2 separate regions of the Mus musculus genome follow, and region 1 is linked to region 2. The links are chromatin loops, found by intact Hi-C in ENCODE. Cell type or tissue: left cerebral cortex. All regions are shown on one strand. Links, peaks and the distances in the headings refer to the core of each region. The heading gives the core; the rest is flanking DNA. Region 1 holds the start of Rbm19 (RNA binding motif protein 19). Region 2 overlaps Med13l (mediator complex subunit 13-like).

Evidence for each region. Hi-C counts contacts between places; a loop is a spot of excess contacts. Peaks named below come from ENCODE experiments on the same cell type or tissue, not always from the same donor. Only the 100,000 strongest peaks of a DNase experiment are listed, where the experiment ranks them.
Region 1: a loop joins it to region 2, with 5 times the contacts of the local background. A loop is called at or near these places in 8 of 42 quality-filtered maps.

Annotation. Positions count from the first base shown.
Region 1 is chr5:120,112,681-120,121,007 of GRCm38, forward strand. It overlaps Rbm19 (RNA binding motif protein 19), which reads left to right and starts at 3,833. Exons shown (of 24, transcript NM_028762.1): 1 at 3,833-3,969; 2 at 5,980-6,162; 3 at 6,952-7,071; 4 at 7,215-7,250; 5 at 7,417-7,621. The coding sequence starts at 3,934. In left cerebral cortex, for the core only: CTCF peaks have their summits at 3,658 and 4,526 (motif pointing right); DNase peaks (open chromatin) are centred at 3,766 and 4,276; H3K4me3 peaks cover 1,312 bases; H3K27ac peaks cover 504 bases.
Region 2 is chr5:118,758,807-118,767,133 of GRCm38, forward strand. It overlaps Med13l (mediator complex subunit 13-like), which reads left to right. Exons shown (of 31, transcript NM_172424.4): 29 at 296-457; 30 at 2,480-2,592; 31 at 3,895-6,632. The coding sequence ends at 4,027. Among named protein-coding and RNA genes, the nearest start is that of Gm42015, 80 kb to the right of the region's middle. In left cerebral cortex, for the core only: a CTCF peak has its summit at 4,748 (motif pointing left); DNase peaks (open chromatin) are centred at 2,456, 4,202, 4,743, 5,264 and 1 more place; H3K27ac peaks cover 1,049 bases.

The DNA.
Region 1 (8,327 bases), core at 240-8,239, 1.4 Mb after region 2:
CAAAGCCAGCCATTAGAGTGTTTGAGTGCAGGGCTGCCAGTGACAAACAAAGATCGCAGGCTGTTTCCCTGCCACTGTCCCTACAGACGGGGACGATGTACATGACAGTCTTTGGTCCTCTGCTTGTCTCTGTGTTCTGGTGTATCTTGGAGGTTTTCCTGTGACCATTCTCTAGTATCTAGTCCCTAGTCAACCATCTTGGCTTCTTTGCCAGGTCCTGTGTTCTATCTACACGGACCCCTGTCCTTGGTCAGCATTGTGGGTTGAATGAGAATGGCCCCCATGGATTCATATATTTGTTTAGTCCCGGTTGGAATAAACGTGGCCTTGGAGGAGGTATGTCTCTGGGATCCAGCTCTGAGGTTTCAAAAGCCCAGGGTAGACTTGGTCTCCCCACTCCTCCCCTCCCTCTCTTCTCCTCTCCCCTCCCTCCTGCCTTTCCTTCCCCCTCCTCCACCTGTGGACCAGGATGAAGCTCTCAGGTACTTCTTCATCATCCTGCCTGCCTATCTGCCGACATTCTCGCCCCATGATCGTTAAGGACTAAACCTCTGAAACTGTAAACAAGTCACCAATCAAATGCTTTCTCTTTACCAGGGTTGCCTTGGTCACGGTGTCTCTTCACAGCAATAGAGCAATGACTGAGACAGTTGTTCCCAGTGTTACCCTGGAAAATGCACTTAAACCAGCCACAGACCCTTCCATAGCTCTGTGATGACCCTTTCTCTCTACTACCACAGCTCCTGGAACACCGACCCAGCTTCTTCCGTGGCCCCTGCTCCACTGTCCTCTGCCCTTCAGAGCCTGGTTTATGGAGGAGGGGACTATTTCACTATTTACCCCTGGCTGGCCTGGAACTCACCCTGTACACCAGGCTGGCCCCCAGTTCACAGAGATCCTCCTGGCTCTGTCTCCCAAGTGCTGGGATTAAAGACATGACCACTATACCAGGGCCCATCTATATTTCTTTCTGTGCTAGAATAACAAATTATTCCATGAGAGAGTTAGTGTCTCTAGGTCTCCAGTGATTAAGACCGAGATTAAGTTGTCTTCAGGATCATGCCCCTTCTGTGCATGCCTGGCCCACAGTCTGGGGCTGCCATGCCTGTCTTAGGTGACATCCAGTCTCATCTCTATCTTCCCGCTGAAGGTCACTTGTCGGTAAGTAGACCTAAGGCCACCCAGATCATCCAAGCTGATGTCATGTTTCCATGCTTGTGACAAGGTCAAGGACCCTTTCCCACAGGTACTAGAAGACCAGGAGAGGGGCATCTTTTAGGAAGGGCCATCCCCCCCCCCTTTTTTTTTTTAGATTTTATTTATTTTATGTATATGGGTACACTGTAGCTGTCTTCAGACACAACAGAAGAGGGCATCGGATCCCATTTACAGATGGTTGTATATATGTATACACACACACATACACACACACACACACACACACACACACACACACACACACACACACACACGGGAGAGTGTGTGCATGCATATGTATGTGGAAACCAGAAGACAAACCCAGATGTCATCCTCAGGAATATGGCCAATCTCCTTTGAGACAAGGTCCCTCCTATCCTGGAGCTCACTAGATAGTCCAGGTCTCCAGCAAACCCCAAGGATACACCTTTCTCTGCCTTCTGCCTCCTTAGCACTGGGGCTCCAAGCACGAGCTACCACCGCTGCTACCTCTGATCCCAGCAAGAACTTTCCTGAAGGTGCCTCTCCCTCTGGGCACCAGCGGTAAATTCTGTGTGCTTGGTGCAGCTCTGCAGCTCTGTTGGACACGTGAGCTCCTTGCATCTGGAGCTCATAGAGGAAGATGCTGGTTAGGGCTTTGTGCTTGAGCTGGTCTTGGAGCTCAGGGATGGAGTGGGTTCAGAGACAAAGATGGCTACCCGCTCCGGCCAATCAAATATGCAGTAACAGACAGTGAGGCGGGCGTAATTTAAAAAGAACCAATGAGAACGGAAGGACGGGAAATGAACCTTTTCATACGCAACCTTCAGAAAAACATAATAATGCAGACAGTTTGCAAAACTATTTGATTAAAAGTTCCTAAAGGCCGGGCGGTGGTGGCGCACGCCTTTAATCCCAGCACTTGGGAGGCAGAGGCAGCCGGATTTCTGAGTTCGAGGTCAGCCTGGTCTACAAAGTGAGTTCCAAGACAGCCAGGGCTATACAGAGAAACCCTGTCTCGGAAAAAAAAAAAAAAAAAAAAAAAAAACCCAGTTCCTAAAGACCTGGGGGGGACCCCAACCTAGGACTGTGCCGGCGAGGAATGAAGACACATGTCCACGTAGAGACAGGCACGAACACAGACGTTCTCAGCAATGTTACTATCAATAGCCATGGGGTACATCCACCCAGATGCCTTAGACAGATGGTTGGATACACAAACATACTGGAGTCCGACATTTGACACTTGTGTGTGTGTGTGTGTGTGGGGAGGGGTAACGAGTGAAGGATGATTCATGCAGAGACATGGATTAACCTTGAAAACAATATGTGAAGAGAAAAATCAGCCAAGAAAGTAACACATCCATAGAGATGCCAGATAGATTCTAGGTTCCTAGAAGGCGGGAAGTTGGTGACTGGTCTTTTGCTTGTATATAATGGTTTCTGACTGTGTGGGGTGTTTCTTGTGGTCTCTCTTTCATTCTCTTCTTCTCCTTCTCCTTCATTTTTGTTTGTTTTGTTTGCCTGTTTTCTTTCTAAAGAGAACAAAAGGACTGGGGGCTGGGTTGGTGGGGAGGCAGGAAGGAGCTGGTGGGACGGGGAAGCCATGATCAAAATATATTATCTGGGGGCTGGTGAGATGGCTCAGTGGGTATGAGCACCCGACTGCTCTTCCGAAGGTCCAGAGTTCAAATCCTAGCAACCACATGGTGGCTCACAACCATCCGTAACAAGATCTGACTCCCTCTTCTGGTGTGTCTGAAGACAGCTACAGTGTACTTACATATAATAATAAATAAATCTTTAAAAATATCTATATAAATTATCTGAAAAAAATGGTTTAGCCTTGGCTGTCCTGGAACTAGCTCTGTAGACCAGACTGGCCTTAACTCAGAGATCTGCCTGCCTCTGTCTCCTGAGCGCTGGGATTAAAGGCGAGCGCCATCACTGCCTAGCTGCATTTTTTTTTTTCAATAAAAAATGTTCTAAGATTGGTTCTCTCCTCCCACTACGAAGAACCAAGGTTGGGGGGTTGGGGGGAGGGAAATCTCAGGCTGTCAGGCTTGCCCACAAGTGCCTTTATCTGACGAGCCATCTTGCCAACTGGAGTTGTCCACTTTAAGTGGGCAAATTGTGTGGCACCTGGACTGTATCTCAATAAAGCTGCCAACAGTAACAAGAAAGGATATGGGGAGATGGAGCAAAATGTCTTTTAGAAGAAGAAAATCTATTTGAGCAGTGGTGGCGCACACCTTTAATCTCAGCACTTGGGAGGCAGAGGCGGGAGGGTTTCTGAGTTCAACGCCTTTACACAATAAATAAACCTTTATAATTTTATTTTTGTAACGGGGGTTCTCTGTGCAGCCCTAGCTATCCTGGAACTCGGAGATCCGCTTGCCTTTACCTTTAAAACAATTTTTTTTTTCTAGGCTCTCTGCTCTTTCCCAGAAGCCTGTCATCCCGAGGGGGTTGGACATCAGCGCCTCCTGCCTTCCTTGCGGGGATTTAGAGGCCCCAAGACCTGGCGGAGAAAACGCGAGCGCTCGGGCCTTTCCCCCGTCCCCGCCAACCCCGCCTTGTGGGTGGGACTTTCCCCGGAGAGAGTCTCCCGTGAGGCCACACCCACTTCCGGATGGAACGCGGCGGGGGCCACGTGACTCGCTAAAAATGGCGGCGCCCAGTGTGGCGGCGTGAAAGTTGTGGGAAGTCGCTGTCGCCGGGGTCGTGAGTCTGAAAAGCGAAGGGAACCTGAGAGCCATGTCGCGTCTGATCGTGAAGAACCTCCCGAATGGGGTGAGCGGGAGCCGGGGATGGGGCCCGGAAGTGGAAGCAGAGGTCCGGGAATGGAGGGTGAAGGATGGAGGGGTTCTAAGTCAGGGACAGGACTGGGGAGGTCCGGAATCCAAGGAGGCGGCACCCTGTCCTGAGGGCTCAGCAAGCCGCAAAGTGGCTTCCGAGCATTCTGAGGATCCTTCCATGTTGTGCTGGGCAGTTTGGGTCAGTTTGACCCAGACCGGAGTCACTTACGGAGAGGGAACTTCATTGGATGTTATTGCGTCCATATGCCTGTGGACCAGCCTGTGGTGCTCTGAGGAGTGATGGGTGTGGGAGGTTCCAGCCCCCTGTGGGTGCTGTCACGCCTCGGCAAGTGTCCCTGGGCTGTGTACAGATGTTGGCGGGGCAAGTAAGTCTGCGTCGGTTCTTGCCTCGACTTCCCTGGATGGCGGACTGTGATGGAGACCCATAAGCCAAATCAATGGTCTTCCTCCCCAAATTGCTTTGGTTTTTTTGTTTGTTTTTAAAAGATTTATTTTTTTATTATGTGTAAGTACACTGTAGCTGTCTTCAGACACACCAGAAGAGGGCGTCAGATCCCATTACAGATGGTTGTGAGCCACCATGTGGTTGCTGGGATTTGAAGTCAAGACCTTTGGAAGAGCAGTCAGTGCTCTTAACTGCTGAGCCATCTCTCCAGCCCACGCCCCCCAAATTGCTTTGTATCCTTGATGTGTGTCACAACAGGGAACAGACTAGAGAATGCTTACTGGTTCACCATCACAGAGCAAGATTAGACTTCAAAGCCAAGTGTGGTGGTGCATACACCTGTTGTCAGCTTTCCATAGGCAGAGGGTGGCGAGTTCAAGGCCAGCCTGGGTTACATAGCAAGATGATGTGGCTAAAAATAAATAAATTAATTAAATTTGTTTTGTTGTTGTTGGGACCATGTGCCCCCCAGAACAGCAGTCCTCAACCTTCCAAATGCTGTGCCCCCCTTTAATACAGTTCCTCCTGTTGTGACCCCCTAGTCATGAAGTTATTTTGTTGCTACTGCATAACTGTAATTTTCTCATTATGAATATAACGTAAATATCTGGTATGTGGGATATCATATGCATCCCCCCCAAAAGGGAGACCCAAGATGATCTCCCCTATTTGGGATTTTGTTTGTTGTTTTGGGGGATGCTTTTTTAAAAAAACAGACTCTTAAATCTGTAGCCCTGGCTGACCTTGAACACCTGCTTCTGCCTCCCCACCATACCTAGCCTCATCTCAGGGTTTCTGTCCTTTTCTGACACGGGATCTCATTTAGTAGCCCTGGCTGTCCTGGAACTTAACATTTATGTAGACCAGGCTGGCCCCAAACTAAAGAAATCTGCCTGCCTCTGCCTCCAGAGTGCTAGGATTAAAGGTGTGCTTGACCACGCCTGGCCTTATCACCAGGTTTTAAAACACACCTGAAAAAATATCTCTTTTGAAATATCTGGGTGCAATGGGACACCCCTGCTGGGGCTGGGAAGTGAGGCAGGCAGATCTCTAGTTTGAGGCCCAATGGGGCTGCACTCCCCATTGTAATTGTTCTACAGTGCAACCCCAGGTGCTGGGGACCAGGGTGTGGGCATCTTTAATGGGCTCCATTATTCGCTGGCTCCCAAGGTAAGCAAACGTTTACACAGCTTCCCTTGTCTTTGTTTATTTGGACAAGCCTCTGTTGGGTATCTTGTTTGTTGTGGCAGCCTCAGGATGGAAGTTGTAATTGATGTCTTCCTCAACGGGGACAGGGCAAGAAAGAGAAGAGACCAATTGAGGTGCCTTGAAGTTCCATTTCCTTATTAAAGAACTGAATGGCCTGCTCAGGGGTGCTCAGCGGGTGTCAGGCTCTGAGCCAGGACCTGGCCACCCTTAAAAAAGTCAAGGTCTGTCACCTGCTCATCTCAGGATTCCCTCCAGGCCCTCTAGGTTATTTGTCTCTTGGCTCCAGGGACCCTTCTCCCTCCTCTCTCTCATTATATCCTTCTGCTCTAGATGAAGGAGGAGCGATTCCGGCAGCTGTTTGCCGCCTTTGGCACACTGACCGACTGCAGCCTCAAGTTCACCAAAGACGGCAAGTTCCGAAAGTTCGGCTTCATAGGTTTCAAGTCGGAGGAGGAGGCCCAGGCAGCACTGAACCATTTCCACCGGAGCTTTATTGACACGACCCGGATCACCGTGAGTCTGAGCGAGTCTCATCCTGCCCACCGTAGAGTTTGCCTTACCTCAGGACTACCCAGGCTTTCAAGTGCTTGAGCATCGTTGCCTGAGAGTCGGCCCACTGCTCACTGGGCCCTCCCCGAGTTTCTGAATTATTAAAGTACTTTTTAACTCTTCACTCTTTTACGTTGTTTGACCTTTGTACCCTGACCACGAGTGATAAGTGTGATAGAACTGGTAGGCGCAGTTACTTCTACAGGGGCATCCATCCCTAGGAGAAAGCAGTTTGCTGACCAGCAACAGCCTAGACCATCTGGGCATGGCTTGTGGGAGTGCCCTCCCAAAGGCTGCCTCAGAGGATGTAGTGGAGTTACCAGAACAGAGGGATGAATCAGTTCATGTGTGGTCCCAGGCGTTCTTCCACACTCCTCTGGTCACCCAACTGTCCCTGGTACCCTGGGCTTGTTTTCTGCTGTAACTGAACTTGCCTTGTGGTAAATAGTCACCTGACTTGTGGCCATTGCTCCCTGTTGCCCTGTACTAGGCAGGGGCTGACTCCCAGGGGACAATAGCATTTCCTGTCACGTTCTTCTGGATGGCCTGGGAGACAGAATTAGTCTTCTGTAAATGGCAGCATGACTTTTTGGGGGGCAGTGTCTAGGCTGGGAATGAAAGTGATTCGCTTTAAAGCAGATAGCAGGTCAGCGACCACTGCACTCTGGGAAACCCATACTCCTGTGCTGAAGGGGATGCACACGTGCCTAGGGACCTCAGCAGCTGTGGAAGCCAGCTCTCTTTCCCATGCAGGTCGAATTCTGCAAGTCCTTTGGAGACCCATCGAAGCCCCGAGCTTGGAGCAAGCATGCCCAGAAGTCAAGTCAGCCCAAGCAGCCGTCGCAAGACTCCGTTCCCTCAGACACTAAAAAGGTATGTAGGCAGTACCCCCAGCCCTGTGCCCAGTGATGGCAGGGTGGTCTCTGGCTGGGAAGGAGTTGGGAGTATATTTAGGATGGTTTTGGAAGGTGGGTACGCCCAGCATCGGCGTGAGCCCGTCTGCCTTCTACTTTCAGGACAAGAAGAAAAAAGGGCCCAGTGACCTGGAGAAGGTGAGTATTCTGTGGGTAGAGAGGGAGGAGGGTGAGTGTTGTGTGGCTGAAGAAGGAGGAGGCCTGTGAGCACTGAGAGGGAGGAGGGCTGGAACACCGAGCCTCCTGAAGCGCTGCCTCATCTCCCTCCTCCTGTCCCTCCTCCTGCCTCTTCCACCTGCCACAGCTGAAGGAAGATGCCAAGTTCCAGGAGTTCCTGTCAATTCATCAGAAGAGGACCCAAGTGGCCACGTGGGCAAACGACGCTTTGGAGGCCAAGCTCCCAAAAGCAAAAACCAAGGCATCAAGTGACTATCTGAACTTCGACTCCGACTCCAACTCTGACTCTGGGCAGGAGAGTGAGGAGGAGCCAGCCAGAGAGGACCCTGAAGGTGAGTGTGAGTCCCGGGAGTGCTGTGCCTTCTGGCCTTTGCCTGGCCTTGGCCTGATGGGCACAAGTACCATATACTTGGCACAGACATACAAAGGACAATTTGTGTGACACTTTCTGGTGACATGGGCTAAGAAAAGTGCCAAGGACCAGCCTGGGCTTGGAGAGGGGTTCCCGAGAGAAGGGGTATCAGGGAGCGGAGAAACAAACGACTCAGTCAAATTACAAGTTACAAACTGACAGCCTATGTTCTGCCCAAGATAGCTTTCCAGATTGTTCTATGTTCTGCTTTCTCTGATCTCCAGATAGCTTTTTTATCAAGACAACTTTTTTTGCAATTCTAAAATCTCATCTCTTGCAAATCAAAGCCCAGTTTTTTATATATATCAATTTGCTCATTACCCGAGGTTCCCTTTTGATTATCCCATGAATCAGCCTCTCAGAATCCCAGCCTCCCATGATCCCAGCCCCCTGATTCTTAGAGACAGCCAGCACAAGCACGGGCAATAAGATAGCTGGGTGATACCCTGCTCTGGAATTACCATTCCTACCACACTTGGGCCTGGGCCTGGGCCTAGACCTGGGCCTAAACTCCCTATGTCCCAGGCTGACTCTAAACTCAGGAACCTGCCTACCTTTGTATCTGCCTACCTTTATATCTTCCTGACAAGCTGGCTCATAGTGCAGCTGCCCCTGTTGCTTTAGAT
Region 2 (8,327 bases), core at 149-8,148:
GAGGATGCTGGGGTCTTCCATCTCAGCATGCAGTGACACACAGCTCCAGAGCGGGTGCCTTGTGCTTCTGGGATCACTGTATCCATTTTTCCAAAACCTTTGTCTGGTCGATAGTGTTTGTCAGATGCCTGACTTCACTGCAGAGACCTGTGTATTCCAGGTCACATTGCTTAGTCCCCAAGGGCTTTGGTGGGAGGTACTGCAGGCAGGGGACTGTCACTAGTGTGCATAGTCAAGATGAAAGCTGCTGTTAGTGCCTGGTGATGCTCATTGTGCTTTGGGCCTTGTTTTTCAGAGCCAGGGAGAGCGGCTTCTGTCTCGGGAGGCTCCAGAGGAACTCAAGCAGCAGCCCCTGGCCCTTGGGTATTTTGTGTCCACTGCCAAAGCGGAGAACCTCCCGCAGTGGTTTTGGTCATCGTGCCCCCAGGCCCGGAACCAGTGCCCACTCTTCCTGAAGGTTGGTAGATGCACGCTGGGGTTTAAGACAAGTCTCTGGCATGTGTTTTCATTTGGTTGGAGCTAGAAATCTCCTCTTCGCTGACCCAGGCTCTTTGTGCTCCTGTGTCACTTGTCACTTAAAGTCTGAGGAGGTTTTAGTTACAGAAGAGTGGACTTCAGAAAAGGGACCCCGACTTGCTGTCAAGAAGTGAGTTCACACAACCTGACTCTCCTAGTCGGTACTGATGACTGCCAGGAAGCCACAGCACAGTCCTACCTGGCTGCATACTGGAGCCGTCCTCCATAGAGCAGAGCCAGGGCCATTCAAACCTTTCACATCTGTGCGTTTTCCTCCTTGTATGGCTTTTATTGATTGTGCCCTTAAAACAAGGCCCACACGTGCAGAGTGTAAAGGAGCCTCAGAGGGCATCCATTTCTCATTTTTGGCAGAAAGAGAGAGAGGTTTGAGAGTATACCATGGTGGGAGCCATGGGGAGAGGACTCTTATAAGGGAGTCAACTGAGTGATGACAGCCCTGAGCTCCCCCTGTGGCACAGCATACCCACCTCCAGCCATTGGATGCTGGCAGATGTGAGAAATGATGTAGGTACTTATCATGCCCATGCCTGGCTGTGAAGGTGGCTGAGGTGGGAGGTCATATGACTTGTGAGCTGAAACAAGGCTGAAGGGCACAGCAACCCTGCCACAGAGTAAGCCAGCCCAGTGACGGGAGCAAGAGATGAGGGGAAGCGGCATGCCGTGCTGTGAGTAAGGGCCAGCTGAGCCAGCTCTGCAGCACTGGTGTCGTCTCAGTGGGCAGAGCTGTGAGCCACTCTTGTGTGGCATGGAGGGGACATGGAGTAACCTGTGGGAAATACTCCAGTGTAGGAGGGACACCTAGTCAGTCAGCAGAGCAGGGAGAGTCCCCAGGACTGTTAGGGTCGTATCCAAACAGGAGGTGACAAACAGGCGGTAGTGTGTCACTCTACTCAGAGATACCAGGCACAGGCGGGCACGGAACGCTGTGATGGAGCGCCTTGCTCACCTGACAGCTGAGCATGAAGGAAATGGCCGTTTCCTTCGTGGAGGTTAGTCTCTGTCTGTATTGGGACAGCAGACAGTCAGCGCCTCTGTGTCCTCTGATTATGTGCCCACCTTGTGGAATGCGCCTGCCTGCCTGTCCTCGAGGTCCTCTGCCTGCCCACCCTGGAGGTGCACCTGCAATTAAATCTCCAGATCAGACAGTAGGGATTGTGAGGGGTCTGAAGGGTAGAGGGGTTGAGAAGCCCCACAGTATGAAGAGCCACATCTAGACTGCAGAGCCTCGACACCCCTCACGGCAGCTTAGCCCATAGCTGGAGGACGGAAGAGAAAGTTTTGAGAACATCAGAGAGACTTGACTATATAGCCCATTAGCTGATACAAAGGAATCACATTCAGTGTGCGCGCGCGATACAGTTCTTAAAGGTTCTCATCTGTAAGCATTACTTCCTAAATTTACAAGAGAAATGATAGAGTATTTGGTTTGTTTTAAAATATTTCAAAGGTAAAATACTGAAAAGAAAGTGACAAATAGTGGCCACTGTCCCAGCTTTGGTGGCAGGGCATACAGCACTACATAGGAACTGCTGTTTCATGTGCTCGACTGTTGTGTTAGAAGCAAGGTATGCTGGTGAGATGGCCCAGTCAGTCAGAGAGCCCCCAAGCCCCGGCCGGGTGCGTCTGGTGGCAGGGATCAGTGCGCCAGGCTGTCTTCTGACCTCACGTGTGTGCTGTTGAGTGCACACACACCAGTCAGCTTGTTTTCTCAAGAAGCAAAATGAAGTCGGTTAGACCAGAAAGAGAGGCCCCTGAAACTAGTGTTGAGCTTACCTCTAGGACAGTAGTGTGTCCCAGGAGATGACTCAGCAGTTGGGACTCAGGCACACAGCAGCCTGCCTCTGCATGACTGAGGAGCCGGAGCCTGGGCTGGGGCCGCGCTCATTCTCCACTGTGCTGCTCTGCACCTGGAAAGAAACAAAGTTCTCGGGTCTTTCCCCAGGCTTCCCTGCATCACCACATCTCTGTAGCGCAGACCGATGAGCTCCTTCCTGCCAGGACCTCTCAGCGGGCTCCACACCCTCTGGACTCCAAGACCACATCTGACGTTCTAAGGTAGCTCTGACTGAGTGGGAAAGTGGCGCTCCTTCCTCCTTGCCCCTGAGGAGTGCAGGACAGGGTGGTGCTCAGAGACACTGCTGCTTGTGCAGAGCAGCAGAGTCCACTTCTCCCCACGGTGCAGGGACACACAGTGTGTGCACTCAGTTCACCACACAGGAGGTGCAGGGACACTTCATTTCCTATTCCAAAGAGGTGATGCAGGTGTCAGCCCTGGGCAGAAGAACAAAGGTTAGGGAGCAGAGCCTGGGAGTGGCTCTGCATGGAAAACTCAGTTTGACCTTCTCTGCCACAGATAAGTATGTTCGATTGACTAGAGCACTAATTCTTTGTTATGGAATGCACCTCAGATGCACGGACTCTGTTTCACTGTTTTCATCAGGGCATAAAATTTAATGGTGCATGCCTGTAATCCCAGAACTTGAAAGAGAAGGCTAAAGAACCAGGAGTTGAAAGTCATCCTTACTTACTTACTGAGTTCAAGCCCAGAGTCCAGCCTGAGCTCCGGAGACACTGTGTGGATGTGCATGTGTGTGCATGTGGATGCACGTGCCAGATGCCAGCCAGTCTCTTCCTGTCTCTCACCGTGCTCCTGAGATTGGCCTGTGTCCACCTCCTCTCCCCTTCCCTCCTCCTGCTATTGGATTATAGTGTGCACTGTTGCTCACTGCTTTACACGGGTTCTGGGGCACACACTCAGCCTTTCTGTCACTAGCTGAGATATTGCCCCAGACCCAAGACTGGATCTTCAAAACAACAAGCAGACAGAAGCTATCCTGTGCCTTGAGAGCTGAGCCTTTCTGGGTGCTCTCTGATGTACTGTGGTTTGGAAATGGGCGATGGACAGGTGCCTCACTAGCAACTTGGCCCCCAGGGTCTCTGATGGAACAGAGAGCAAGGGTCTTGTGCAAGTTAAGTACAACCATGCACACCTAGGATACCCATGCACACCCAGGCAGACAACTAAGGCTGTGGTCAAAAGTATCAGGCTAACCTGCCATAGAGAGCAAGGCCCTGTCCATCCCTGTTGATTTTTTTCCAGTGACCACATCAGAATAACATGGAGAAACTTGGAAAGCCGAGTGTCAGTAAAGTATTACATTCTGAACAATTCAATATGATCAGTATATTCTCATTTTGGCATCTAGCCAACATGAAACAGTTTTCATTCAGTGGCTTCCTGATCCTGGAGGCCCTGAGGTGGCCATGCTGGTGTGCAGGGACGCAGGGTGGGCCACGTGGGCCCCACACACCCCAAGCCTGTGGCCCAGAAGCTGACCTCTGTGCTCTCCCTGGCAGGTTTGTGCTGGAGCAGTACAACGCCCTATCCTGGCTCACGTGCAATCCAGCCACCCAGGACCGCACTTCCTGCCTTCCCGTCCACTTCGTGGTGCTCACGCAGCTGTACAATGCCATCATGAACATGCTCTAACCGGGAAGGGAAGCGCTTGCCCTCTGCCTCAGCTCCTCCTGCAGCCTTGGCCAGGGAGCCTGCTCCACTCTGCAAATGCCCGGCCTTTTTTAGAGCACTCCCTATACCCCGCACTGTGACGCCTTCTGAGCAGGCTCATGCTCCTCCTGCAGTGTTCATTGCCACAGTGACTTCTTGACGTGTCTCACGAGGACCTGGAAATTTCCATAAGCAGTGACTTGAGCCAATGTGTGATATGTGCAGCCTGCAGTCCCCGGGAAGTGGCGGCTGTTGGTGGCTGAAGAGGCAAGGAGAAGAGACACCGTCCTTTTGCACAAGAGCCTGCTCTCAGCCTCTGTTTAGTACCAGGCTGTCCAGCCCTCTGAATGCAATCCTCTAGCCAATGGTGGATGCCTGGGGGTCTCCCATACTTCATAACCTGGGATGTGTCACAACTAAGAGCCAGCTCCAGGACAGGATCTAGTGCTGGGGCCTCTGCCTCCCCCGCCTGTCAGGAGGGTTTTAGTTGATGGCACACCTGTGTAGACACAGGAGGTCTGGGGACAGCTGCATTCTGTTTATTTATTTTTCATTTTGTTGTAAGTTTTTTTGCGACTTTGTTTTTTCTAATCTTGAGGACCAGGTACAGTAGCTGAAGCCCACTGAGACCCACCGTAGGATTCTCTGAGTACATACCTCTGTCCTAGAAGCCAAGAAAGGAGTGAGAAGAAGCGGGGAGGCCACCTAGTGGTAGACTCGGTCAGACAGTCTGTGGCTGCAGCCTGTGTAGGTTGCACCCCTATATGAAGATGGTCAGGCTCAGCCCCGAGCTGGAGGCAAGGACCTTCATCACTTCTCTATACAGTCACATGGAAATACCTTTTCTAGAGAATTCTTACAGAAAGCCAGGTCTCTCCTTTCATTAGATCAAAAGGGACTCGTGTACATATCACAACCAAAGTGTTTGCTCACGAAACCAGTTACAAACACAGTGAATTTTTTCTGGACCATAGGAATATTGTTTCAAAGAAATAGTGCAACTCAACCGTTACATCAGTACTTGAAGCTGAGCCTCTATGTGGGACTTTAAAAAAAAAAAAAAAAGCCTTTTTAAAGCATTCGCAGCTGATTGAAGTATTCTTGACTCCCTGTCCCAGACCTTAGGGTTGACTTTGAAACCCTGTTTCTAGCCCTTATGTCGTATGTTTCTGTCTGTGGGTGGTGGGTGTAGACCGGCTTCCCAGAGCCTCCTGACAGGCCCGGCACTGAGCCCGGCTCCCGTGGGAGAGTCATGCAAACTAAGTTCTTCCAAGAGACTTTCATGTCCTGGTTATTAACAAAGAAAAGGAAAAAAATGTAATAATTGATATGGTTTTGTAAAAGTATTTTTCTTGAGATAATCTAACGTTTAAAACATTATATTAACATGTGGTGGGGATGTGAAAGCAGAGAAATAACTTGTACATGGGTGACTGTTCTCTGTCTCACCAACTGGGGGGGTTGCTTTCCAATGTATAGCTTAAAAAATCTGATATATCAAACCGTTTGTATCTAACGTGTACAGTGTAAAATTGACTTAAAATATCGCAGTGCTATTTTTTCTTATCAGCGAGGAAATCCTCAAGGCCTTTTGAAGAGCGTAAGATGACGGAGATGTAAACTTGTATAAAGTCACCTCGGGGAGGACGGGCTGTAAACTAGATATTTGTAATCTTTACCACTTGGGATTGCTTCCTCTCAGAGTTCACCAGAACTTTGAATTTCTCTCTCTCTCTCTCTTTTTTAAATGGGCTGTTTTTACTGCAGGGGCTTTTCTTCCCTAGAAACCCAACTCTACGCAGAAAAAGTGAAAAGGAAAAAAAAAACACAAAAAAAACCAGAAAAAAAAGCTATAAAAAGTTTTAAAAGAAGGCAGCAAAGGGTAGTTTCCATCTGGTGTCTTTTATTTAAGTTTTTTAAGTTAAGAAAAGCTGGTGACATATTTATACGTTTTTGTGCAAAAAATAAATGAATGGCAATAGATTTAAAGAAATCTTATTATGTACTTCTGTGTGCAAAAGTCTGTATAATATTTCCCCTAAATATGCATTATTTTACCTGTGAGTTTTTTACAGAATTAATCTGAAATGTACAAGCCCTGGATTTGCTACAGAGTGAGAAGTTATTTTATTTTATTTTTTTTTTATTTTTTATTTTGAGAAAACTGCAGAAATCAGAACTCCTACCATGGTTTGAAAAGGGAGGCGGGAGGGGAGGCGGGAGGGCTGGTCCGGCATGCCTGTATGTATCTCTCAAGAGCCTTTTTTTTAAAATGTAAAAGCTGTACATTTTTGGGAAGTTCTGATTTTCTTTTTCTTTTTTTTTTTCTTTTTGTTTCCTTTTACCTTCAAGCATTTTGCAGTGCGCTTCTTTTATATCTAGCAGACAATTGGAAAGAAATACAAAACCTATGTGACGTTCATTTAAGAACCACAGCCCAGTGCTGGTTCAATACACTAAAGACTTTGATAAAAGAGAATCAATGGCAAAGGTCTCCATTTTAAATGTCATTCATATATACCTTGTGGATGAGAGCTATATACTTTTACACACTTTTTTAGAGGAATAAATTATTGAATTACTGAAACCTCGAGTGGCTCTTTTCCCCTCCCACCCCCTCTCTGTACTGAGATCACCCCGCTCCAGTCTGCACATGCGTCACAGACGGATCTACTGCTCTGGCCTATAGAGTGCACGTGGGGATTGCATCACCCACCACCCCAGTGGCTGTTCCAGCATTCCCAGGTCGGGTCCCAGATGCCACCAGCACCAAGAGCCTCTTAGGTGCTCTGGTGTTTAGGTCCTTCGCGTTCTTGAGCAGGGCAGATCTGATCGTGTCTAGTCCTGGGAGGTTTGCAGACAGCCCTAGGACAAGTGTGCATCCCCCCCTTTCACTACTGATGTACAGGCCGGTGGCAGTAGCTTGCTATCAGTCATGCCACACACAAGCAAGTCCTGCTAAACACACACCATCCGCTGTGACTATGGTGTTTCTTTCTCCAGTAGAGAACCCACTCACTCGGTCTTGGGTTCACTCTCCTGTCCGTTTGAAACATTACCCAAAATGGACAAGCCCTGGGACTCGGCGGCTCTTCCAGTAAAAACCAGAATAATTGGAAGGGACTTGGTTTTTTCATTGTCCTCCATCAGCTTTGAAATCTAATCTCAGTGTCTCCGAATTTAGACAGCAATTTGCTGGGTTGACTCCATAGGACCTCCCCCCCACCACCACGCCCATCCCCCTGGTCACATCATTTACAGTGAAAGGCAAGGGGAGTTCACAACAAGTGCTCTGCAAAGCAGAAAGCTCAACACTAAAAGGCAGCCATGTATCCATGTGTTTCCATTGGCGGTACCAGCCGTGACACATGCGCATGCACACACACACACACACACACACACACACACACACTCACTCCTCAGATCTCCCTACTCCAACGTCGGCAAGCTAAACAGAACTGGGTGGGTTCTCGAGGGCCTTCCTGTGCACTTTGCTCAGCTCACACATCAATTGGTACTCACCTGATTCCATCATTGCTGACTTTACTCCTACGGGAAGCAGGACTTCCTGTAGCTTGTGGCTCAACCCGAGGTGGCAGAAGTTTTGCTGTAGACGCGGAGACATGATGACAGCCGTTGGCCATCCAGCTGACCTTCTGCAACTGGTTTCCAATTCCCACAGCCCTCCACTCCACCTGTGAGCCTGAGCGGTTTTATGTCCCTGCCTTTAGAACATCACAGGGTGAGGGATTTTATGCCAACTGGTATCAAATAGTAAGACCCCCTTTGGAAACTGCTTTTCCTCAGTACAAGGACTAAAAAGCTTCCGAAGACTAGCTACTGAAACAGAAGCCACACCCTGGAGCTCAGTCTGCTGCGGCCATGGTCCTGGTCACTGTGAGAAGTAGCTTGGCTCTCCTCGTGTTGGAAGTCCTACCCGAGGTGCAGTTTCTAATGTGTGGCCCACGTGCTCCGGGTGTTGCCAGAGTCATTTACATCTACTCTACAGAGAGCCACTATTAGTTACTATTTCCTGTTACTAATGACAGGTGTCAAGGGAAGGCTGGGGATCCAGATAGTTTAGAAGATGGTTTATGTCCTGGGCCTCTAGCTCTGCATCCGGCCAGATTAATTCAGTCTCACTTCAATTCAATTTTTATTTTTTAATATTTATTTATTTTGGTTTTCTGTTTTGTTTGTTTGTTTGTTTTTGTTTTTGTTTTTTTTTTGAGACAGGGTTTCTCTGTAGAGCCCTGGCTGTCCTGGAACTCACTTTGTAGAT